Linked DNA regions of Homo sapiens: regions 1, 2 and 4 are each linked to region 3. Evidence: chromatin loops called from intact Hi-C (ENCODE). Cell type or tissue: dorsolateral prefrontal cortex. All regions are shown on one strand. Links, peaks and the distances in the headings refer to the core of each region. The heading gives the core; the rest is flanking DNA. Region 1 has its middle 49 kb from the start of MIR4522. Region 2 overlaps LYRM9 (LYR motif containing 9). Region 3 overlaps KSR1 (kinase suppressor of ras 1). Region 4 holds the start of LINC03146 (long intergenic non-protein coding RNA 3146).

The links. Hi-C counts contacts between places; a loop is a spot of excess contacts. Peaks named below come from ENCODE experiments on the same cell type or tissue, not always from the same donor. Only the 100,000 strongest peaks of a DNase experiment are listed, where the experiment ranks them.
Region 1: it touches region 3 in a loop (7-fold over the local background); 105 of 110 quality-filtered maps call a loop at or near these places.
Region 2: a loop joins it to region 3, with 3 times the contacts of the local background. A loop is called at or near these places in 8 of 110 quality-filtered maps.
Region 4: it touches region 3 in a loop (5-fold over the local background); 15 of 110 quality-filtered maps call a loop at or near these places.

The regions. Positions count from the first base shown.
Region 1 is chr17:27,242,349-27,248,126 of GRCh38, reverse strand. No RefSeq gene overlaps it. Among named protein-coding and RNA genes, the nearest start is that of MIR4522, 49 kb to the left of the region's middle. In dorsolateral prefrontal cortex, for the core only: CTCF peaks have their summits at 2,483 and 2,684 (motif pointing left); DNase peaks (open chromatin) are centred at 534, 2,636 and 3,483; H3K4me3 peaks cover 730 bases; H3K27ac peaks cover 4,730 bases.
Region 2 is chr17:27,877,287-27,882,964 of GRCh38, reverse strand. It overlaps LYRM9 (LYR motif containing 9), which reads left to right. Exons shown (of 4, transcript NM_001076680.3): 2 at 253-396; 3 at 2,599-2,691; 4 at 3,475-4,607. The coding sequence starts at 271. The coding sequence ends at 3,492. Among named protein-coding and RNA genes, the nearest start is that of LYRM9, 13 kb to the left of the region's middle. RefSeq lists an enhancer at 310-1,000. In dorsolateral prefrontal cortex, for the core only: CTCF peaks have their summits at 2,559 and 2,761 (motif pointing right); a DNase peak (open chromatin) is centred at 2,774; H3K27ac peaks cover 4,059 bases.
Region 3 is chr17:27,598,545-27,604,322 of GRCh38, reverse strand. KSR1 (kinase suppressor of ras 1) reads right to left here. Exons shown (of 21, transcript NM_001394583.1): 11 at 2,922-2,963; 12 at 435-489. Among named protein-coding and RNA genes, the nearest start is that of LGALS9, 30 kb to the left of the region's middle. In dorsolateral prefrontal cortex, for the core only: CTCF peaks have their summits at 977 (motif pointing left), 2,428 (motif pointing right), 4,093, 4,295 (motif pointing right) and 1 weaker place; DNase peaks (open chromatin) are centred at 982, 2,442 and 4,302; H3K27ac peaks cover 1,710 bases.
Region 4 is chr17:27,330,640-27,336,417 of GRCh38, reverse strand. It overlaps LINC03146 (long intergenic non-protein coding RNA 3146), which reads right to left and starts at 3,923. Exons shown (of 3, transcript XR_007065677.1): 1 at 2,991-3,923; 2 at 2,041-2,158. RefSeq lists an enhancer at 3,323-3,872. In dorsolateral prefrontal cortex, for the core only: CTCF peaks have their summits at 3,187 (motif pointing right) and 3,389 (motif pointing right); DNase peaks (open chromatin) are centred at 2,637, 3,437 and 3,817; H3K4me3 peaks cover 1,826 bases; H3K27ac peaks cover 3,734 bases.

The DNA.
Region 1 (5,778 bases), core at 364-5,363, 360 kb after region 3:
TGGCCAAAAATGTGGTATATCCATACAATGGAATATTCTTTGGTGATGAAAAGAAGTGAGTACTGGTGTTACGACATGGATAAGCCTTGGAAACATTATGCTTAAGTTAAAAAAGCCAGTCAAAAAAACCCATGTATTATATGATTCAATTTGTATGAAATGTCCAGAACAGGCAAATCTATAGAGTCATAAAGTAGATTAGTGGCTGCCTAGGACTGAAAAGAGGGCGGGCATGGGAGAGTGATTGCCTAAGGGGCATGGCATTTCTTTTCTGGGTGATGAAAATGTTCTAAAATTCCTTGTGACGATGGTTGCACAGCTCTGTGAATACACAAAAACCACTAGATTGTCCACTTTAAATGGTTGAATTGTATGGTATGAGAATTACATATCAATAAAGCTGTTTTATAGAATAAATAAACAAACTCCCACACAGAGCCAGCAGCCAGCCTTCTTCTTGTTTCCATGCCAGGGATCTCGCTCCTATTTGCCCTTAATGTATCTTCCTGTTGACACCCAGCCAGCAAACTCATGTTTGCTCTGCGGTGACATCCCCAGGATGCACCAGGCCCTGGGCCTGACATTGTTCTGCAGTCCTTGCCAACTAGGTCAGCGTCAGGGAAGGCAAACAGCATATTTCAGAGGGTGACAACATAAGGGCGTGAGAAGCAGCCAGAGAGAGCCCCCCACCAGGCTCCCTTGGCCAAGACACTGGGGACCTGTCCTCTGGTTGAAACCTCCTATTCCTGCCTCCTCGACCCCCACTCCCCAGATGAAGGTGGATGCTACTGTGTGGGGCTGGAAATATAAAAGCACTTCCCCAGGGCAGTGATGGGCTCTGGGGAGCCATTGTGGTGGGAAGGAAGATAAGAAACACTTAACCTCAGAGAGGTTAAGCAACTTGCCTAAAGTTACTCTGCATTAAAGCTTTGAGTCACTTGCATGGCTAGAAGTTCTTGAGCTGGATTCTATCCTTTAAAAAAGATTCCAAATAACATATACATCCCATGGTAGGGAATTGGTTAAATTAATTATGCTCCAGTCACACAGTGGAATAGTATGCTGATGCTAAAAAGAGTTTGGCATGCTTTAAGTACTGATATGGAATTGTCACCAAGATGTGTTTTTAAGTGAAAAAAAGCAAGATGCAGAACAGTGTGTATAGTATTCTACTATTTGTCTAAAAGGAGGCAAAAGATACATATACAGTCATCATCCCTCCATATTCACAGGGCATTAGTTCCAGGACCCCTGCAGATACCAGTATCTAAAGATGCTCAAGTCCCTTATATAAAATGGCATAGTATTTGCACATCCTACTGTATACTTTAAATCATTTCTAGATTACTTATGATATTTTTATTTGTATTATTTTTTACTATTTTTATTTTTATTTGTATTATTTATTTGTATTTGTATTTTTTACTATTGTACTACTATTTTTATTGTTTTTTTCAATATGTTTTGATCTGCAATTGAGTGAATCCATGAACACAGAACTTGCAGATACAGAGGCTGTGGATACAGAGGGTCAACTGTATTTGTAATTGCTTGTGTCCAAATAAAGTATCTCTGAAAGGACACATAAGAAATTAATGACATTGGCCAGGCACAGTGGCTGGTCCCAGCACTTTGGGAGGCTGAGGTGGGTGGATCACCTGAGGTCAGCAGTTTGAGACCAGCCTGGCCAACATGGTGAAAGATTGTCTCTACTAAAAATACAAAAAATTAGCTGGGTATGGTGGTGGGCACCTGTAATCCCAGCTACTCAGGAGGCTGAGGTGGGAGAATACCTTGAACCTGGGAGGCAGAGGTTGCAGTGAGCTGACGCTGCAGCCTGGGCAATAGAGCAAAACTCTGTCTCAAAAAAAAAAAAAAAAAAAAAAAAAAAAGAATCACAGCTCCAATCAAGGAAGCAAAATTTTTCCAGAAGCTCCCAGAATTCTTTGGCTTATACTTCATTGGCCAACTATGTTATGTAACATTTTCAGCTGCAAGAATGTCTTGGAGAGAAAGTAATTTTCCCTCAGACTTTATGGTAGAGGGGGTGAGTATGGTGGCATGTCTGTGGTCCCAGCTACTCAGGAGGCTGAGGTGGGAGGATCAATTTAGCCCAAGAGGTCAACACTGCAGTGAGCTGTCATTGCATTGCTGCACTCCAGACTGGGCAACAGAGCAAGACCCTGTCTCAAAAAAGAAAAGAAAAGAAAAGAAAAATAATGAATAAATGAATGTCCCATGCTCTGAAGTCCATCCCCAAATCTCAAGTTAAGAGCCCTGCTTCCTAGGATGATTAAAAATTGAATCCTTTAATATTTGTCAAATGCTGTGCTAATCCTATCAGAAATTACTGGTGAGATTTGAGAAGGGGGATTGGTAAGGAGCATCCCTTTTCCTCAGTGTGAGTTCTAAACTATTGAGACATAAAGGAGTAAGATAGGTATGGATTGCAGTATCACCCTCATTGCTGATAAAGGCCCGGATTGAGGGTGTGGCTTAGATGAACCAGGCAACAACCAACATCCTAATGTCATACCCAGAATTAGACCCACCTGCCTGGTCATAGGCAGGACTCAGACATGCGGGCCTCACTGCAGGGCTGGCTGCATGACAGCTGTGCTCGCCAGCTGCCGATGGGAGGCCCCACCCAAGGGAAAGCAGGAGGCAGGCAGAGCCAGGCTTACACTGCCCTCTGCAGCTCACAATCACCTCCTCTTTCCAGGAGGGGCTTGCAGGAAGGGGAGAGGCCAGGAGGCTGTAACACTAACGGAAGAAACATACGGGAAAGGAGTCTTTTCCCAAATCCCCAAATTATCAAGATTGTACTGTTTCTGTTTCTCCACATTAAAGGAGATCACGCCAGCCACATTTCAGGGCCTGGTGCTCAAAAATAGTAGGTGCTTAATGCAAATCAGCCTCCTTTCCTCCTCTTCTCCATTCAAATTCTTTCTTAACCAGGGTAGGAAGAGATTAGCCTTCCCTTCCTCTTTAATGTACGGAGACTTCATTTCTCAATTTCTCTTCATTGCTCAATTTCTCTTCCTGTGTTGCAATTCCCCAAGCATGTGACTTTCATCTGGCAACCCTAGCCCTGTGCTATTGGGATAGTGGAGTTATGCCTCATGCGTCATGTTCCTGCACCACTAAGTCAAATTTCACTTAACAGACTCAGCTGCCCCTGCTCTGTGGAGGGTCTCCTCTCCCTTCCTCCTCTAGGACTCATCCATCTTCTTTATGCCCCACTTCCAACAGGTGGAGGACATTTATCTTCTTTTTGGAGCCACTGGGCATTTGAACTCCTTTCTCATGTTTGGGGGACTCCTACTTTATGATTGGATCGGGAGGAGGTCCTCACCTTCTACTAGAGAAACGGAAATGTTCCGTTTCCCCTTTCTCAGCCTCCCTTTTGCAACTACAGCCAGCGCATGTGACGAGGGCTGGCCAACCAGAGGGGCCTGTGCCAGACCTTAGGGGAGCGTGGGGGTTCTGAGGGAGGCCAGGACTCCCGAGAATGTCCACTGTGGATGGTCGGCAGTGCAGCACATCTGAATTCCTGGCACAGCAGGGGCCGCTGAGCCGGCTGGGGACACATCGAGGTTTCTCGGCACATAGGGTTTGGGTTCCGTCGGGGGGTGTTGTCCCTGACTGTGCAGCTTTAAACCTAGTTTTAGGGTCTTGTGGTGGTTCTGTGAGCTGCCTGTTTACCTTCTGATACATTTTCTTCTCCATTCAGGCAGTCGGTGTTTATAGTTTGTAGCTAGAAACAATGACAGTGAGGCCGTAATTGAGTCCCTGACTTGGTCTTCCAAGCCTGACGTTCCCACTGGTTCTCCCTTGAAGTCAGAGAATACTTCAAGAGTGCACAGGCCTCATCTCAGGAAGGACATGGGTGCGCTCACCTTGTCCTGCAGCCTCTCTTCCCCTTGGTGGTGGGGAAGGCGGTGCTGTGGACAGTGACTAACTCAGAATAGGAAACAGGCATATTGATCTTCATTTTGTCAAAATCAACCCAGTGACCTCAGGCAAGTCACTTCACCTCTCGAGATTTTCTCACATGTCAAATGGCCTGGGTGGAGATGCCAGACCCAAAGATGCCCCAATTTTAATACCGTGTCTGTTCTCGAAGCTGGAGTCTCATTTTACTACTTCAGCTTCATGGAGTGTTTTTGTTTATTTTTCCTGTAATTACTTATGGTAACCATAGTTCAAGCAACAAAGCTTGATGGACTATTACTTTTATTGCACCTGCCAGTCCTGGTTTCCAGCCCCAGACTCAGCTATGTCCCAGCTTTAAAAGTCCAAGAACCAGGACTTTGCAATAGAGGGATTACAATAATGTGCATTCGAACTATACCTGGGGACTGGGGGTTAGGAATTCTGTCTTGATACCACTTATGAAAGGTGTCCCTTTTACTTATGGCAGGTGGGTGGTTTATAGAACAAGCCCATTCAATCTCTTTGGGGCTTGAATCCTGGCTCTGAGTGGCTGTGAGTGGCCTTGAGTGAGTGACCTCATTCAGGTTCCCACATGCCATTTAATACTCTAACTCATGGAGTAGGGCTGACTTAACCTTCCCAAGAAGTTGTGAGTTTCTCAGGTGCAGGGTCCATGACTTAAATACATTTTGTATCCCCCATCTTTACCCCTCTCTCACCTTGACATACGTGTATACCCGTTTAGGGGTAGAACATGTCTGTAAGACCCACCCAAGAAACTGACAACAGTGAGTGCCTCAGGGAAGACTGAAACCAGGAGGAGGGACTTACTCTTCACTTTACATTCTTGAATATATTGCCATGAACACAACAGTATTTTAAAAACTGCCTAATACAGAAATAAGAAAATTCACATCTCTATTTTTATTTCATTTTGTGGAGGTAGAATCCTGGATTTATCCAACCCCCTATTTAGGGGCATCCTGATTTCTCCATCTTGCTGGGGGAAGTTGACTCACCTCTCATTAACCTGGGAAGGCTTCCCAGAGCAGGTGACTTCTGACAGATGAGTAGGAGTCAGATGAAGCAGGGTAGGACATGAGAAGAAAGTATTCCAAGCAGGGGGAACATCATGAATGAAGGTGGGAGGTGCGAGAGTGTGGCCCTTGTGAGGAAATGCAAGGTGGGTAGGGGTGGGATGGGTGGAGATGAGGCTGGAGGAACCCATAGGTCATTTAGGGCTCTTGCAGCATGCTAGGCACTTGAATCTTGGACTCAATCCCAGGCACAATGTGGAGCCATTGAAATAATCTGGGGCTGGTGAGAGTGATCAACTGTACAAATCAGCAGCATTGTTCCGAGGAAAGCAAGACTTGACCAGCTCTTCAGCTGTATCAGTTACCAAATACACGTTTACTCATAAAGAGGGCTGGTTTCTTACTACTACCTCTCATTCCAGCTTGCTGCAGGCTCCAGATGGGAAATACCCACAGAGCTATGGGAGCAGAGGACTCTCCTAACTCTGTGAGAGGCCTCAAGAATGTAATGGAGAAAGCCTTCCCAGGCTAAAAACTCAGACTCAGAGCTCCCCAGACAGGCAAAGGAGAGAAAGGACCTTCCAGGCAGAGCGAACTGCAGGAGGAAGCTCAGGGCGCATGTGCAGGGAATTAGGCTTGACAGGTGGGAAGGGGCCAGGCGCTAATGAGGTTTGTTTGTTTTTTTCACATTTTCTATCACTTTCTATGAGGTTGGTATATTTATTTATTTATTTATTTATTTATTTATTTATTTATTTATTGAGATAGAATTTTGCTCTTGTTGCCCAGGCTGGAGTGCAATGGC
Region 2 (5,678 bases), core at 1-5,000, 280 kb before region 3:
AGAAAGAAGACGCCAGGGATGAGGCTGTAAGTCTCCCTCCACACTCACCTTTGGTCTTGTGGGCCTGCTCTGGGCTAGAGCTTCTGTTGAACTGAATGCCCACCCCACCCCAAGGTGCAGGCTCCATGGGATGGGACAGGAGGGGCCTCTGCACTGCACCAAGCTTGCTTCCCAGAGTACTGGGAACTGGGGGTCAGGGCTGAGTACTGAACTTGGCTTGATGCCCTGGAAGTGATCCTGCTTGTTTTCCAGGGACAGAGGGTCTCACGGATGGCCCCGCTGCCAGGAGCAGAACTGGTTCGGAGGCCACTGCAGCTCTACCGATACTTGCTGCGCTGTTGCCAGCAGCTGCCGACCAAGGGCATCCAGCAGCATTACAAGCATGCTGTCAGGCAGGTGCGAGCTGGCTCTACCAGGTCTGGGGGCTGCCTCTAATGGCAGGCTTAGGGGCGCAGGTCAGAGGCCAAGGCCAGGGCACAGAGCTAGTCTCTGAGATGGTGGTGAGGTGGCAGTGTGGGAAGAGCCACAGGAAACCAGTGCTGGGCAGCCCAGCTCCTCTCTGTCCAGGAAACAGAGGGTGCCTCACCCAGCACACCAGCTGTGCTAGGGCATGCATGAGGCAGCTAAGTGGGTAATTAAAATAGACTGTGGGACACGACATCATTTAGGCAGGCATCCCTGCCAACAGTGCACAACTTGAATTTAATCCTGAGAAAACATCAGGTAAAACCAAATCGAGAGGCCATCTACCACATAACTAATAGGCCTGTACTCATCAAAAATGTCAGTGTCGTGAAACACAACGCTGACATTTTTGATGTTCTGGATTAGAGAACTCAAGAGATATGGTGACTAAATGTAATGTATGATCCTAGACCAGAAAAAAAATGCTGTAAAGAATATTATTGGGAACCAGGCATGGTGGCTCATGTCTGTAATCCCAGCATTTTGGGAAGCTAAGGCAGGCAGATTGAGCTCAGGAGTTCAAGACCAACCTGGGCAACATAGAAAGACCTTGTCTCTACAGAAAAATCAAACAATGAGGTGGGAGGATTGCTTGAGCCCGGAGGTCGAGGCTGCAATGAGCTGTGATTGTGCCACTGCATTCTCACCTGGGTGACAGAGTGAGACCCTGCCTCAAAAAAAAAAAATGAATATTACTGGGGCAGTGCATGAAATTGGAATATGGGCTATGGATTATAGAGTTGTATCAATGTTGAGTCTTCTGAATTTGATTACTGTGGTTATGTCAGAGAATGCCCTTGTCATTAGGAACTACACATGGGAATGTTTAGGGGTAAGGATAGCGTGTCTGCAACTTACTCTTAAATGCTTCTGAAAAAATTTATACATACTTATATAAAGAGAATGATAAAGCGAGTGTAGCAAAATGTTAACAGTCAGTGATTCTGGTAGGAAATTCTTTGTATTATTATCACAACTTTCTGTAAGTGAGAAATCATTTCCAAATAGAAAGTTAGCTAAAATTCATACACATATAATATGGAAAGTAAAAAAAAAAAAAAATCAGAGGTGGCGGTAGCCACAGAGGGCTGTGGAAACATGGAGAACGAGCAGTTAGCTGTCTGGGGGAGTCAAGGAGGGCATGCCAGAGGTGGATGCTGAGCGGGGGGCGCTCCTAAAGATGAGCAGGAGGATGTGTGGGGCTGGGAGTGACAGGGGAGGGAGGTGCCAGTTCTTTTTTTTTTTTTTTTTTTTTTTTTTTTGAGATGGAGTTTCACTCTTGTTGCCCAGGCTGGAGTGCAATGGCTTAATCTCAGCTCACCACAACCTCTGCCTCCTGGGTTCAAGCGATTCTCCTCCCTTAGCCTCCCGAGTAGCTGGGATTACAGGCATGTGCCACCACGCCCGACTAACTTTGTATTTTTAGTAGAGATGGGGTTTATCATGTTGGTCAGGCTGGTCTCCAGCTCCCGACCTGAGGTGATCTGCCCGCCTCGGCCTCCCAAAGTGCTGTGATTACAGGCATGAGCCACCATGCCTGGTGCCAGTTCTTTTTGAAAAGCAAAACCTGAATCTTAGGTTGCTTCTCAAGGATGAATATCTGGTCAAAAGCAAACAGTATCCCATGCTCTGCACTGGGCCTGGGTGGATTTCCTGAGGCCACTCTATCTACTACCTCCCCTCCCTTCCCTGTGTAGCTCTCCTAGCACTGGGCCGAGAGAAGTCCTACTTCTTCCTCCCTGCTGTAAAGCCTATGCAGAGATCTCACCCTGGGGAAAGCAGCGTCTTCTGAGGAAGAGAGATGGAAGTTTCCCCTTGGACTCTACTGCCTGATAGCCTTTGGGCCTAGCTTGATTTGGCAGTAACTTGGGGGCCAGTCTTTTTGCACCTACCTTGGTGGCAGGAGTACATGCTTTGCAGTCACATAGACTAGGATTCAAATGCTATTGTTCAGCAGCAAGTGAGCCTCTGTTTCCTCATCTCTGTGTGGGATAATCATAACAGTCTATGGAGGATGAAGAGAGCTGCTGGGTATAAAGTGCCCAGCAGTGTCCCTGGCCTGTGATTGGTGCTCTGAAGCTGCCTGTCCTGGGAATTTTGCCTAGTCATCTTTCTTTATGCTTAAACTTGCAGAGTTTTCGGGTTCATTCAGATGAAGACAACCCTGAGAGAATCCAGCAGATTATTAAAAGAGCCATTGAAGATGCTGACTGGATCATGAACAAAGTAGGTGCTTGGCCCCTGGGCTCTGCCTGCGAGCTGGGGTGATGATGGCTGTGATCCCCATGACCACTAGAGGCCACTCCTGCCCCACAGTTGAGAATGGTCCCTGTGGAGGAGGCCACCAGCCAGCTGCTTCCCTCCTCCAGAAGCTGAAAGGTGAAGACAAATCCCTTCTGGTTGCATTTATATTCTGCAAGTGGGGAGGGGCTCTCACTCTTCATCCTTAAAGGCAAATTTCTGCCCAACAGTGCTGATCGAGCTGAGAGGGGGCAGCAGGAAGAAGGAGGGAAAGCTATAGTGCCAGAGCCGGCGGTGGCACTGTGATGCCGCAGAGAGGGAAGCTGTCCTGGCGGGGGACTCCCTGTCTCTGGGGGGTATTCACACTGGGGCAGAATTATGGAGGAAACATTCAGTATGTTTTGGTGGAGGAAGGGAGTGAGTCAGGAATGTAGACTGGCGTCTTGGCCCTTAGATGCTGGTATTAGAAGGACCTAGAGAGTTGGAGTGTGACCATACCTCCCTGTCCTTCTAACTCACTCTCCAGAGTGAGTTATCACTATCCTCCCTCCCCAGCCCTGTCAGCTTCCTTTTTCACTAAAGAAGAAAGGGAGTCCAGGCATGAACTAGAGATTTGGCTGCCCAGTGCCTCCTGCTTGGGTTTCACCACCTCCAAGAAGCCCCTGCAGGAGGCAGGTGAGGTCCAGATGATGGAGGCCTGAGATTTCTCCAGAGTCCTCCTGCCCCTGTTGGCTTCCCTCCTCCACTTCGAATCTCTCTGTCTTGCAGTATAAAAAACAAAACTGAGAGCTCCGAGGGTGAGCCTTCCTGGCCTCTGGAAGTTGAGAGGCCCCTCTTCTGGAGCTCAGCAGCAGCAGCTGGTTTGGAAGAGCCATTGGCCTTGTTGGCTGAAAGCCAGAAATCAGGGGAGAAGCTGACCTTGCTCCAGAGGCTCCTCTTGCCGCGGCCATGTTGCTAGCATCCTTTATGTTTGCACTTCCAGCCACTTACGATGTGAAATTTGGGGAGAATGTAGTATTTTTTTGCTTCTTTTGTGTGTTTTTTATTTTTGTGTTTTTGTTCTTTTACTTTTCTCTGAAAGTGATTCATTTATTCTGGAGATCTCTTTATCATTCTCTGAGTCCCAGAGCAGATGTCCCCTCAGGTAGCAACCTGTACAGAAGAAAGCACGTGGGTTTTAGAACCAGACAGATCTGGATTTGAATCCCAGATGCAATAAGATGAAGGTGAAGTGCCTCACACAGGATGTGGCACATGACAGTGCCTGAAGGGCTCCCTTCAAGGAAGCCGTCCTGCCCCGCCCCCTCCTCTGCTCCTGCAGCGCCCTGCACAGCTCTGCTCCCCGCATGCACCGCATCGGGTCTCAGTTTTTTGTTTGCGAGCTTGCCCTGTCCCTGCTTGTAGCCCCTGAGCCCTCACAGTTGTCACACACCCAGCAGTCTGCCAAGGAGCTGCTTTTCCTGACTACTGTCTCTCCATGCCTAGGGAAGTCAAAGCCCTGGGCCTTGCCTTCAGGGAGTTGACAGTGTCCTTGAAGTGGTGAAGTGCCCACCACATGAACCAAGGAGAGACGCCAAAGCAGCTGCCATGGACTCTGGCCTGTCCAAGCCTCTGTGCACCTGCAGTCTCTTTCCACTGGCACTTCCCTGCTTTGCTACCATCGTGGAAGAATGGAAGGGAGGGGGAGAAGGTGGGTGGGCTCAGGGAGAACGGCCAGAGTGGCCAGAAGATGCAGAGAGAAGCCCCACTGGGATCTGAGTATTCCCCAAGGGCACTCAGCCACAGGGATGAACTAGTGTTTGTTTGTATCCTTGCAGTTATGTGACTTAAAGTGACTCAGAGATATCTATGTATGCGAGTGTACTCCGCTGGCAATGAAGTAAATATATCAATTTGTGGAAGCTCGTGTGTCTTCTCAACTGATAAACCATACGTTCCCTAAGCATACGTTGTCTCCTTCCTGAGTGTCATCTACTGTTGAGAACCTAGAGTCAAGTCAGACAAAGCTGCCCAGGAGGGGTCATTCTTCAGAGAAGGTGACTGGGATTGGCCCCACTGCTAGACAACAGTTGATGAGGTCAGATCTGCCCCACCAGGGTATGGGCAAGCTGAGGGGTTTCAGGCTAGGGCCAAAGCTGAGCCAGGCCCCTGTCTGCACCCCTGCCGTTGAGCTGGGGGCCCCTCCTCAGGTGGCAGGGCTGTATTGTGATCATAGGAGTGGGGGCAGCTGTATCCCAGATGTTTCCCCAACAGGAGAGAAATGATTGAAGGCTGACAAGGGTTCAGGATAGAGTTAGTGTCGTTTGCTCTTGACCAGCTCCTGGAGTGGTTCTATGACCTTTAGTTCCTAGGTAGGTGCTTGGTCCAGCTGTGCTGACTTGCCACATGTCAGACAGTGGTTGCCTAGCTCCAGCATGTGGCTGGCCTGTGAGGGAGCCAGCAAGGGGTGGGGTGGGTGAACAGTGTGTTGGCTGCTCTCCCCCAGCCCCTGTGCTGCCACAGAGGGTAGTGAGCCCGGTCATGCAGGGGCCCACGGTAGGGGAGGCAGGATGCACACAGCACTGTGCACACAGGGGCACTGTTGAAGCCTGGGAGAGCCTCCCATCCTCAGCAGCAGCCTTGCCTTCCACCCTGCCCTCTGACTTCCACTACTCCAAGCCCTGCGTGGACCATGCGTATGGGTCCTTCATTTCTCCTCTCAATTCTCAAATGCATAGAGTTGAAGGTTTACAGAGTAGCCTCCAAGCAAATGGAAGAAGGAGATGAAGGTCTCACCCAGAGTCAGCCAGTGTGGCCTGCTGGAGGGGGCTCTGGAGATACAGACACCTGAATTTGAATCCCAGTCTGTCACTTAGTGGTGGTGTGATTTGGGGCAGATTTGTTAACCTGTCAGGCTCACTTTTCTCACTGCTACAGGTTGCACATCCCATGGGCTGGTGAGATTACGGCAGTGCACACAGATGGGCTGTCAG
Region 3 (5,778 bases), core at 490-5,489:
TGTGACCTTATGTAATTTCTTAACCTCTCTGGGCTGGCTGTATGTTAAGAATGACACCTACTTTGATACCTACCACCGCGCTGAGGGTGAGATGCGGGAATGTGAGTCAAGTGCTCAGCATGGCCTGGTAGAGAAAGGGCTCTGCACAGGAGCTATTCTTAGGCTTCTCTAACTCCAAATGCCCTCTATCCAACCCGCCTGGGTCCCAAGACTGCTCCAGTTTCACATGCGGCCCCACCCAATGTTGACCGCACTGATAGGAGGCAAATAAAACCCTCTGTGGAGTTCACTTGCCCAGAGGGTGAATGAGCCCAGGGAGTTCTGCATCTGGCTGGCTGGAGATGGAAAGGTGGAGTGGGAGGTGGCCAGGGATATGGATCCAGCCTTAATAATTCCCCAAAGAAGCGAAGGGGACACCACCTAGGGATGCCTACCGGGTACCGTCGGCAGCTTCAGGGAGCGGGGCTGCGTGTGCAAAGGCTGAAATGTCTGGAGGAAACAAAAACCAAACACAAAGCATGAGATTGCTTTCCTCTCCCCAAAGAGACACCGTGCTTGAAACCCAGCACCCCCAGAGAGGCTGATTTTCCCCTGAGTGGACTGCCACATGTTCCCCAGACACTCCCACAAGGACCAGCCTGGGCCCTTCCATAAATTTTGCAAGGACGCAGCCTCCACAGCACCTGCTTCTGCATACACAGCTGTGTCTCAGGAAGGGGCTCTGGGCAGGGGCTCTGGGCAGGGGATCTGGGCAGGTGGGGAGGGTGAGACTTCTCATTACCACCACGCCCCTGTGGCCAAACTGCCCCCCACCAAGCAAGTGGTAAAAGCAAACTGGGCTCTCATTTACTGGACAGGCTGGCTAAAGCTGCTGTTTGGAAGCAGGGGCTGCTTGCAACAACCCTTGAAACTAATGAGATTCCCTCACTTTGGCCAGCAAGGCCGGTGGCAGGACATGCAGGTGGCTCATTAGCGACACCTGGTGGCTGATACAGTTGCTGGGAATTTCCAGCACAGAGGCCCCGAGCCCTCGGCTTCAGGTATGGGTCACTGGTGGAGCAGCTCTCAGGGGAGAGGAAGAAACGCCACATATCAGGGGCCCAAGAGTGGGCAGCTGGGGCTGATCCCTGAGCCTGGGGTGTTCCCAGTTTTGGCGCTAAAAGTCCCACGTCCAGGAAGACCAGAACCAAAGGTTACTCCAGCATGGAACCAAAGTGCTACAGGGAGATTGGTGGCCCCAGGGCCGCCATGGACGGCTCACTCCCCGCTCTTTTCTGCAAAAAGAGAGACAGGAAGTGGCAGTGGCTGAAGCTATCAAAGGCCTCTCTCCTGCCTGTGTGGACAAAGACTCTCCCCGCTCAGCCAAAAGACCTCCCTCGACCTTCTTCTAGGGCTTTCTTCTGCCTTTGAAGGTCATCTGAACCACAGGCTGTCAACATCTCTGGGACCTCACAGACTTGGAGAATCTGATAGAGGCCGTGGGCCTTCTTATCAGGGAAATGCACACATGTGCCCAACATCCTGTGCACAATTTCTGGGGGATCAGAACCTTAGAAGCCTCTACCGGTAAGGCCTCCCCCGGACACAGTGTGTCTGCAGACTACCAGCAGGGGCCTGGCATTTCCACCCATCCCACACTGCTCAAATGTTCCAAAGGAGGCAAACACACACCTAAAGCATGAGGGAAGTAGTAAGAGTTGGGGTGTGGTTTCTCCCCAAACCCCAGATGGGAAGGCAAAATGCCTCTCTGAATCCTCATGCTTTTGCTTAAAAGTTAAGAGTGTATCATGCATTCTGCTCCAAAATGTGTCCACGTTTGCTTTAATAAAAATGTATTTCCTTGCCCTCCCTGTGACATATCTTCGGGGGAAAATGGACCCTTCTGGGAGAAGAGCCATATCTTCCCAATGTTTTGGGGTAATTCCCTGCGTGCATCCTAGAGCTAGTAACCAGGGGAACCACAACAAAAAACCGGTGTGAAACTGCAGAGGCTGCTCAGCTGTTCAGAGGGAGCCTCCGGGAGGCGGGTTCTCAGGGCCCTGACTGCTGCCCTGCACACACCTGAGCAACGCCATATGGATGGTCCTCTAAGGACTCACAGATGCTCCAAGTCAACCCCCTAATGGAGCTGGCTTAGGGAATAGAAAAGCCTGGAGTAACCAAAATACTGTGACTTCAAGACAGTCCTGTTCAATCCAAAAAAAAAACAGCTACAGTCTTTGTTTTAAACACCATTATGCTCATCACCTTCAGTTACAGTAAAAAGCACTGATCTCAAGCACTTTAGGGGCAGGAATGAAAAGGTTGGTACATAGTAAGTGTAGAAAACAACTTTTGCAGAAGGGACTCAATGTATTGACTTACTGAAAGCGTTTTCCTTTAAACTTTCTGCAATAAGGAGGCATTTCCAGCAATGGCCAGCAGATGGCACTGTGTGGTAAGGCACAGAAGGGTGAAGCCCACTAAGAGAAGCCCGCAGACCTTCCCAAATGGGTTTCTACTTCTCTAAGACATTGTGCATAAGATATCCTCCCATCATTGTGCAAGGGAGGATACGGTGACATATGCTCATAAGGCATTAGCAAAAAGTCCTCTCCCCATTCTATAAACCCAGATTCTAGTCCTTCTGCCATCTCCTAGCAGTGTGACCTTGAAAAGGTTGCCTGCAGTCTCTGTGCCAAGAGGCTGGATGGGATGGATTCCAGGGTCCCTCCCAGCAAGAACTTCTCACGTAAGAGGCCTACCACCAGGGCACTTGCCCTGCCCTCTTCCCATCCTCTATGGGCAGTCAGCTCTCAGAACAGGTGGAGGGAGACTCAAGTATCTCCAAAGGTACCCAGAGAGAGGGCGCCCTGCCCAGGTGGGCAGGACAGAAGGGGTCACAGCAAAGGGCAGTTAATGGAACCATGCAAAGGACTCACCTGGAAAGATAAACTGCTGTCTATGATGAATGAAGTAGGCAGCTTTAAACAGAAGAGGAGGTGAGTCACACACACAGAACGGCCAACGCAGGAGGGAGGAGCGGAATTGCAGGTACCGGCTTGGGAGGCAGGGACTTGTTACTGGGCTGGGACAGCCCTACCCCAGATGGACCTGGCAAGGACAGGCCAAACCATGCAGGAAGGAGGAAAAGAGCTGGGAGAAAATGGGCCCTGGCAGGAGTCTGCAGGACTAAAGGGGCTTGCACTGGAGGATTGGGCATTCCAAGACCCCGTCTCCGGTCACCAGCACTCTGTGAAATGCATGTGAGCCCAGAAGGGCAAAATACAATGGGAGAGAAACAGTGATTCTGAAAAGTTTAACAGTGTTATGTACGGAAGAATGGCCTCCTCCCCCTGAGCCCCACCTGTACCTCCAGAGTGTCTCAACCTTACCACTCCCTACCCACATTTTTTTCTCTCTCTCTCATAGGTGACTGAAAAGGATACACTGGGGTTCTGGAAGCTGACAGCATGTTCCAACCTCAATTCTGCCACATAACTAGGCTCTGGGACCTTAGGGAGTTGGCTAACCTCTCCAGCTGTCTCACTGTCAAATGGGGGTGTAAATACAGTCATGTGCCACAGAATGTTGTTTTGGTCAACAAGGGACCACATACATGACGGTGGCCCTAATTATAATGGAGTGGGAAAATTCCTCTTGCCTAGTGATGTGGTAGCTGTGGTAACAGGGCAGCACCATGCATTCCTCACGTGTCTGTGGTGACGCTGGCGGGAAATAATCCACGGAACTACAAGCTGTATAAAAGGATGGCACGCACGATTATGCACGGTAGCATCTTACTTGATAATGAGAATAAACAACTGTATTACTGGTTTATGTATTTACTATATTGTACTTTTAATCATTTTTAAAATTTTTTTTATTTATATATTTATTTTTTGAGACAGAGTCCTGCTCTGTTGTCCAGGCTGGAATGCAATGGCACAATCTCAGCTCACTGCAACCTCTGCTTCCTGGGTTCAAGCGATTCTCCTGCCTCAGCCTCCCAAATAGCTGGGATTACAGGCACCCAGCCCACCACCATGCCTGGCTAATTTTTGTATTTTTAGTAGAGACGGGGTTTCACTATGTTGGCCAGGCTGGTCTTGAACTCCTGATCTCAGGTGATCCGCCCACCTTGGCCTCCCAAAGTGCTGGGATTACAGGCGTGAGCCACCACATCCAGTCTTTTAATCATGATTTTAGAGTATACTTGTTCTACTTACCAAAAAAAAAAAAAAAAAAAAAAAGTTATCTGTAAACTAGCCTCAGGCAGGTCCTTCAGGAGGTATCCAGAAGGTGGCACTGTTATCACAGGAGATGCCAGCTCCATGTATGTCACTGCCCCGAAGACCTTCCGGTGGGACAAGATGTGGAGGTGGAAGACAGTGATATTGATGATCCTGAGGCTGCACAGGCCTAGGCTAGCGTGTGTGTCTTAGTTAACAAAAAAGTTTAAAAAGTAAAAGAAAAAATAAGGATTTTAAAAATAGAAAAAAGCTTATAAAAATTCAAAAAAAAAGTTTTTGTACAGCTATACAATATGTTTGTTTTGGGCTAAGTGTTATTACAAAAGAGTCCAAGTTAAAAAAAATGTTTAAAGATTATAATGTAAAAAAGTTGTAAGCTAAGGTTAATTTATTATTGAGGAGAATATTTTAAAATAAATTTAGTATAGCCTAAGTGTTTAGTGTTTATAAAGTCTACAATAGTGTACAGGAATTCTTCCAGAGCAGCTTCCAGTCCCCTACAAATAAAGAACAATTGACTGATTGACTGATTTAGAGACAGAGTCTTGCTCTGTCACCCAGGCTGGAGTGCAGTGGTGCAATCTCAGCTCACTGCAACCTCCACATCCTGGGTTCAAGCGATTCTCATGCCTCAGCCTCCTGAGTAGCTGGGACTACAGGTATGTGCCACCACACTTGGCTAATTTTGTATTTTTAGTAGAGATGGGGTTTCACCATGTTGGCCAGGCTGGTCTTGAACTCTTGGCCTCAAGTGATCCGCCTACCTCGGCCTCCCAAAATGCTGGAATTACAGGCATAAGCCACTGTGCCCAGCCCTATTTTTAATATTTTATGCTGTATATTTACTGTAGCTTTTCTGTGTTCAGATGTTTAGATACACAAATATTTAGCATTGTGCTACAATTGCCTACAATATTCAGTACAGTCACATGCTGCATAGGTTTGCAGTCTAGAAACAACAGGCTACACCACACAGCCGAGGCGTGTGGAGGACTATACCATCTGGGTTTACGTAAGTGCGCTCTATGATGCTCACGTAACAATGAAATCACGGAATCTCTCTCTCAGAACATTTCCCCGTTGTGAAGCAGCACGTGACTATAATCTTTTCCCAGGTTTACCCCTGAAGTTCAAGTGCAATGCCCCTGCACAGCACAGAGCAGGGGACGATAGGAGGCGTGCCTTCTCCAGCTGAACCACCGGGCCAGCCGGGCGGGCAGTGGGGGTTGGGGGGAGGGTTGACCCATTGGTGCTGCCACGACCAAAGAGACAGGATCTTGGAGAGAGTGAGGCCTCTGTGCAGGGGACGATGAAGGCCCAATCTGGGGACATCAGGGAAAGCAGCAAGGGTCTGGCTGATTGTGCAAAAAGAACTTTTTCTGTGACTGCCGTGTTCCAAACACACCCTTTGCTTTTACAAAAACCCAAACTGGGAGGTTTAGCAAAAGGCACAGTTTCAGAGCATAATAAAGACAGAGCAGAATGGGAGAGGAGGTTAATCAAATGGGCCATCACTCAATGCAGGGAGGGGAGGGGTGTGCTCAGG
Region 4 (5,778 bases), core at 304-5,303, 270 kb after region 3:
TGTCTGGGGTGCTAATGGAGTCCTGCTGTTGCACAAGCTTCAACTTCCCCTCTTGGTTCCCTTAACCTGGCCCATGTCTCTGAAAATAATAACTTCACTACAACATCTCTTCAAAATCCCAGCTGGGTAGGGAGATTAGAGGGTCTTTCTAGAACACCTGCTAATATGAACAAGTTCTCCTTCGCTGGCCATTTTTTTCAAAGTGTTCTTGGTTGTCCCCACTTGTCTATGACCTTTAGATTCACTATGCAAAATTCCCCAAAAATATATTGGAATTTTTATTATTAATACAATTGCACAAAACTGGCCATGGGCAGTTGCTCACACCTATAATCCCAGCATTTTGGGAGACTGAGGTGGGAGGATCGCTTGAGCACAAGAGTTTGAGACCAGGCCGGGCACAATAGCTCATGCCTGTAATCCTAGCACTTTGGGAGGCTGAGGTGGGCAGATTGCCTGAGCTCAGGAGTTTGAGACCAGCCTGGACAACATGGGAAAATCCCGTCTCTACTAAAAAACAAAAAATTTGTTGGGCATGGTGGTGCACATCTGTAATCCCAGCTACTCAGGAGGCTGAGGCGTGAGAATTGCTTGAACTAGGGATGTGGAGGTTGCAATGAGCCAAGATCGCACCACTGCACTCCAGCCTGGGGGACAGAGTGAGACTCTTTCCAAAAAAAAAAAAAAAAAAGAATTTGAGACTAACCTGGGCAACACAGCAAGACACCATCTCTACAAAAAAAATTAAAAATACAAAAATTAGCTGGGCGTGGTGGCATGCACCTGTAGTCCTAGCTACTTGGGAGGCTGAGGTGGGAGGATCACAGGAGCTCAGGAGTTTGAGGTTACAGTGAGCCATGAGCACACCACTGCACTTCAGCCTGGGCAACACAGCAAGAGGCTGTCTCTAATTTTTTTAAAAATAAGAAAAAATGTGTTAAAAAAAAGAATCACACAAAACTTATATATTAATTTGGCCAGAACTGGCATCTTTCCATTCACGAGTATCACATGCCTTTCCATGTATGTAAACTTTATTTAAAACCTCTTAGTTAAGTTTTTGTTGTTTATAGGACATGCACATTTTGTGTCAAGCTTATATCTAGGTATTTTATAAATGACCATGAAAAAATTCACTCTCAAGCATTAAAGAAATGCAAATTATGAGAGAACAATGAGATCCTATTTTTCCTTTCAAACTAGGACATAGTTTTACAAATAATACTCAACCTCAGAACGGTGTAGTGAAAAGGGCATTCTCATATGCTTCTGGGAGGATATGCATTAGTCTATTTATGTCCATTCTGGAGGAAGGTTTGACATTTTGTATAATAAGAATTGAAAATGTTGGCCAGACATGTATACATATGTAACTAACCTGCACATTGTGCACATGTACCCTAAAACTTAAAGTATAATAATAATAAAATAAAAAAAAGAAAATTAAAAAAAAGAAAAGAAAAGAAAATGTTGGCCAGGTGTGGTGGCTCATGCCTGTAATCCCAGCACTTTAGGAAGCTGAGGCAAGACGACTGCTTGAGCCCAGGAGTTCAAAGCCAGCCTGGGCAACAAAGCCAGACCCTGTCTCTATTAAAAATAAATAATAATAAATTTTTAAAAAGAATTTAAAATGTTTATGTCCTTTTAAATGAAATCTTTCCTATCCAGTTTTCCTGTGCAGCTGCTTCATTCAAGCCTGCTTTTAGTTGGAGCCTAAAACAATGTGAATAAATGTCCTAAATCCATAATTAGCGGCCTAATATGATTTTTTTAAGAAGTCCATATCCTTTGGCTTAATGTATAAGGTCAGGGTCCTGGCCAGAAATAGGCCCGAGCATTTAGTTTATAATCAAAGTGATATTTCAAACCAGTGAGGAAATATTCTACTAAAAGAGAAAGGCTGGGCTGGGCATGGTGACCCACGTCTGTAATCCCAGCACTTTGGGAGGGCGAGGCGGGTGGATCATTTGATGTCAGGAATTCAAGACCAACCTGGTCAACATGGCGAAAACCCATCTCTACTAAAAATGCAAAACTTACCCGGGCATGGTGGCACGCGCCTGTAATCCCAGCTACTGGGAAGGCTGAGCCAGGAGACTCGCTTGAACCTGAGAAGCCGAGGTTGCAGTGAGCAGAGATTGTGCCACTGCACTCCAGCCTGGGAGACAAAAGCAAGACTGTCTCAAAACAAACAAACAAACAAACAAGAGAGAAAGCCTGAATAATGACATATGAAAAGTTGACTATTCAGAAAAAAATAAGTTTAGATCTTTATCTTCCAGTTTATATCAAAATTAGTCCCAGGTGGGTTTAAAAGCCAAATGAAGGAGTAAGAGGAAATGGAGGAAGGGAAGGGGGGAAGAGGAGCAGAAAAGAAAAAATATAGATCTGAAATGTCTGTGTGATACTCAGATGGGAGCAGTTTTACAATTAAAAAAAAACAAAAGGGAGAAAGAATAAAGGAAAACATCAAGGCCGGGAGTAGTGGCTCAAGCCTGTAATCCCAGCACTTTGGGAGGCCCAAGGCAGGCAGGTTGCTTGAGCCCAGGAGTTCAAGACCAGCCTGGGCAACATAGCGAGACCTCCTCTCTACAAAAGATACAAAAATTAGCCGGGCGTAGTGGTGTGCACCTGTGGTTCCAGCTACTAGGGAGGCTAAGGTGGGAGGATGGCTTGAGCCGGGAGGCGGAGACTGCAGGGAGCCAAGATCACGCCACTGTACTCCAGCCTGGGTGACAGAGTGAGGCGCTGACTCAAAAATAAAAAACTAAAGAAAGAAAAAGAAAAACATCAAAAGGTCATCCCACATCAAAATGTCGTGTGGTGTATCAAATATCACCAAAAACAAAATCAGAAGGTAAAATTCTAAGCTTAGAAAAATATTTGCAACACATTCGACAGAACTGACATTTTTAAAGTGCTTCTGTACGTCAACAAGAGAAAAAATAGAAAATAGAAAAGCAGACCAAGGATATGAATAGGCAACTCACAAAAGGAGAAAGTCAGATGTTCACAACTATTTTTAAAATGCAGCAGACACGTGGTCTTGGAGACGCAACAAGCAGGGCCGCGGACCAGGCGTTAGGTAGGAAAGGCATTCACCCCTTCTCCAGCTGCGGGGCGGGGCCCCGGGTCCCTCTCTGGAGGGGCCTCCAGGGAGCGGAGCTCTGGGATGCCGTTTCCCCGGGGCGTCTGGGAGGGGCTGGAGAAACAAGCATTTCCTAGGGCTGAGCCCACTTGCCCTCTAGGGGGTGACGATTTCTCTCCCAGTCTTCCCCCCGACTTGGCTGGACTCCGAGGGGAGGGCGCTGGCGCTTCCAATGGCACAGCAGCTCGTGGGGAGCTCGGGCGCTGCCTCTCGGGCGGCTTCCCCAGCCCTCCTGACTCGCGGCCACCGGAGGGCGGTGCTGTCCAGGAGACGCCGGAGCTGGGCGCTCACAAAGGCCCCTTTCTCCTCCACCGAAGATGAGTCATAGCCCAGGCGGGGTCGGAAGGGCAGCCGCTCCAAGGCGACTGCAGAGCCGCGACTGCAGAGCCACGCCTCCGAGTCACCCTGGACGCCTGCGCCGGCCGCGTCTGCTTCTCCTTGGCTTGGCAGGCCACAGGGAAAACTGGGTCAGGCCGGTGGCCTAGTTCGCTGGTTCACAGCGTGAACGCCGGCAGTAGGTGACTAGGAAGGGCATCTCCACTTACTGTCTGGCTCATTCACGTGACAAATATCTGAAGAGCCCCGTGACTGACAGCCAGTTGCTAGTGCACTCCCAAGGCCCGGGTCACCTGAGTTTAGAATGTGTCATCTCAATACCCTGGGGGCTGGGCCTGCCTGGGCAGGTCGCCAAATCACTGGTCTTGTCACATCTCAGGTTCAGTTGCCCACATTGCAAAACATCCCCTGGCCCCCTGGCATTGGATTCCCTTGTGATCTAACCCTGCCCCACCCCTCTGACTGGCTCCCACCAGGTGGCCTTCACTTTGGTCCCCACCCCTGCCTGGCAATCCCCCTCCCCACATCCTGCTCCTGTGAGCCCAGGCCTGTCCTATGGCGGCCTGCAGTGACCTTCCACACCCACCCGAGCCCATTCAGTCTCCTCTCTGCTTCTGACTCTGCCCTAGGATGTCTGAGGATGTCATTTGTTTTTCCCTCCAAAATTCTTTTTGCTAATAAGAAGGACACTTTTGACACCCGGTCCAAAGGTGTAAGCTCCTGGGCCTCAGTGGAGCCAGAAGCAGCCTGTATAGGCCTGGTCTGCTCAGCTGGACAGGAGGAGATCTGGTAGGGATGGACCACTCCAGAGGAGAGGAGGTCAGCCATGGGCCTGAGCAGCATGAAGACCTCATGTGCCAGGAGGGAGGTCAGCAAGGGTGTGAGACCAAGGAGGGCACTGAGTCCAGAGTGCAGTAGCCCTTCCTCTTCTTTCTTTTCTTTTCTCTCTTTTTTTTTTTTCAGATGGAGTCTCACTCTGTAGCTTAGGCTGGAGTGCAGTGGCACAATCTTGGCTCACTGCAGCCTCCACCTCCCAGGTTCAAGCGATCCTCCTGCCTCAGCCTCCTAAGTAGGTGGAACTACAGATGCACACCACCAAGCCTTGCTAATTTTTGTATTTTTAGTAGAGATGGGGTTTCACCATGTTGACCAGGCTGGTCTCGAACTCCCAGCCTCAAGTGATCTGCCCTCTTTAGCCTCCCAAAGTGAACCACCAGGCCTGGCTCCTCTCCTTTTTTCTTTCCTTCCTCTTCTTTCCCTGCCCTCCCTTGTGGTTGCAGCCAAGGAGCTGGGCTGCAGCTGGCCCTCCCTCATGCTGAGTTTTGCTAACATAGTGCCTTCTTGTTCTCTCCCCCTCCCACCTTCCTGCCACCCCATGTGCCATTTCCCAGTGACTCTGGAGCTTCTGAGATGCCTCTGCCTGCATTATGGGTGGGCACACTGAGGCTCAGAAGAGCCAATGACTTGCCAGGAAGCACAGCCATTGGCAGGAGTGGGCAGAGTGGCAGAGGGATCAACTCTGTCTCACCCCAACTTGTGAGGACATGCCCAGAACACATGGGAAAGCAGGTGCACTGTGCTTTGCTGGGATGACAGCGTTCATAGACTTGAAGGCATCAATTTGACTTCAGCATTTAAAAAAATTTGTAATGTTTGCTGCAGAATATCCAAACAATAGAGATGTGTATAAAATAGAACCCAAACAAAAGTCCAATTCTCCCCCAACTCACTTCTCACTGTTGTAAACCAAAAATAATGGACCCCTCCTCTTGGCCAAAGGCATTCCAGGGTTACCTGAAAATCTAGTCAGGCCACGATGGAAGAGGGGGTGGGAGATGCCTCATTATACCCTCCAGCATTCACACCAACGGGGACCTTAGGTCTGATAAGAAACAATACAGTCTATTCTCCCTAAATCCTGCTACTTGGAGGCTTCGTCTGTGTGACAAAACCTAGGTCTTCACAACCTCTTATCATAACCCAGACATTCCTTTCTACCGATAATAACTCTTTCAATCAATTGCCAATCAGAAAGTTTTAAAATCTGACCTCTGGAAGCTGCACCCTACTTTGAATTGTCCTGCCCTTCCAGATCAAACCAATGTAAACCTTGCCTGTATTGATTGATGTATTGTCTTCCTAAAATGTATGAAAGCGGCCAAGTGCAGTGGCTCACGCCTGTAATCCCAACACTTTGGGAGGCCGAGGCAGGTGGATCACCTGAGGTCAGAAGTTTGAGAACAGCCTGACCAACATGGAGAAGCCTCGTCTCTACTAAAAATACAAAATTAACC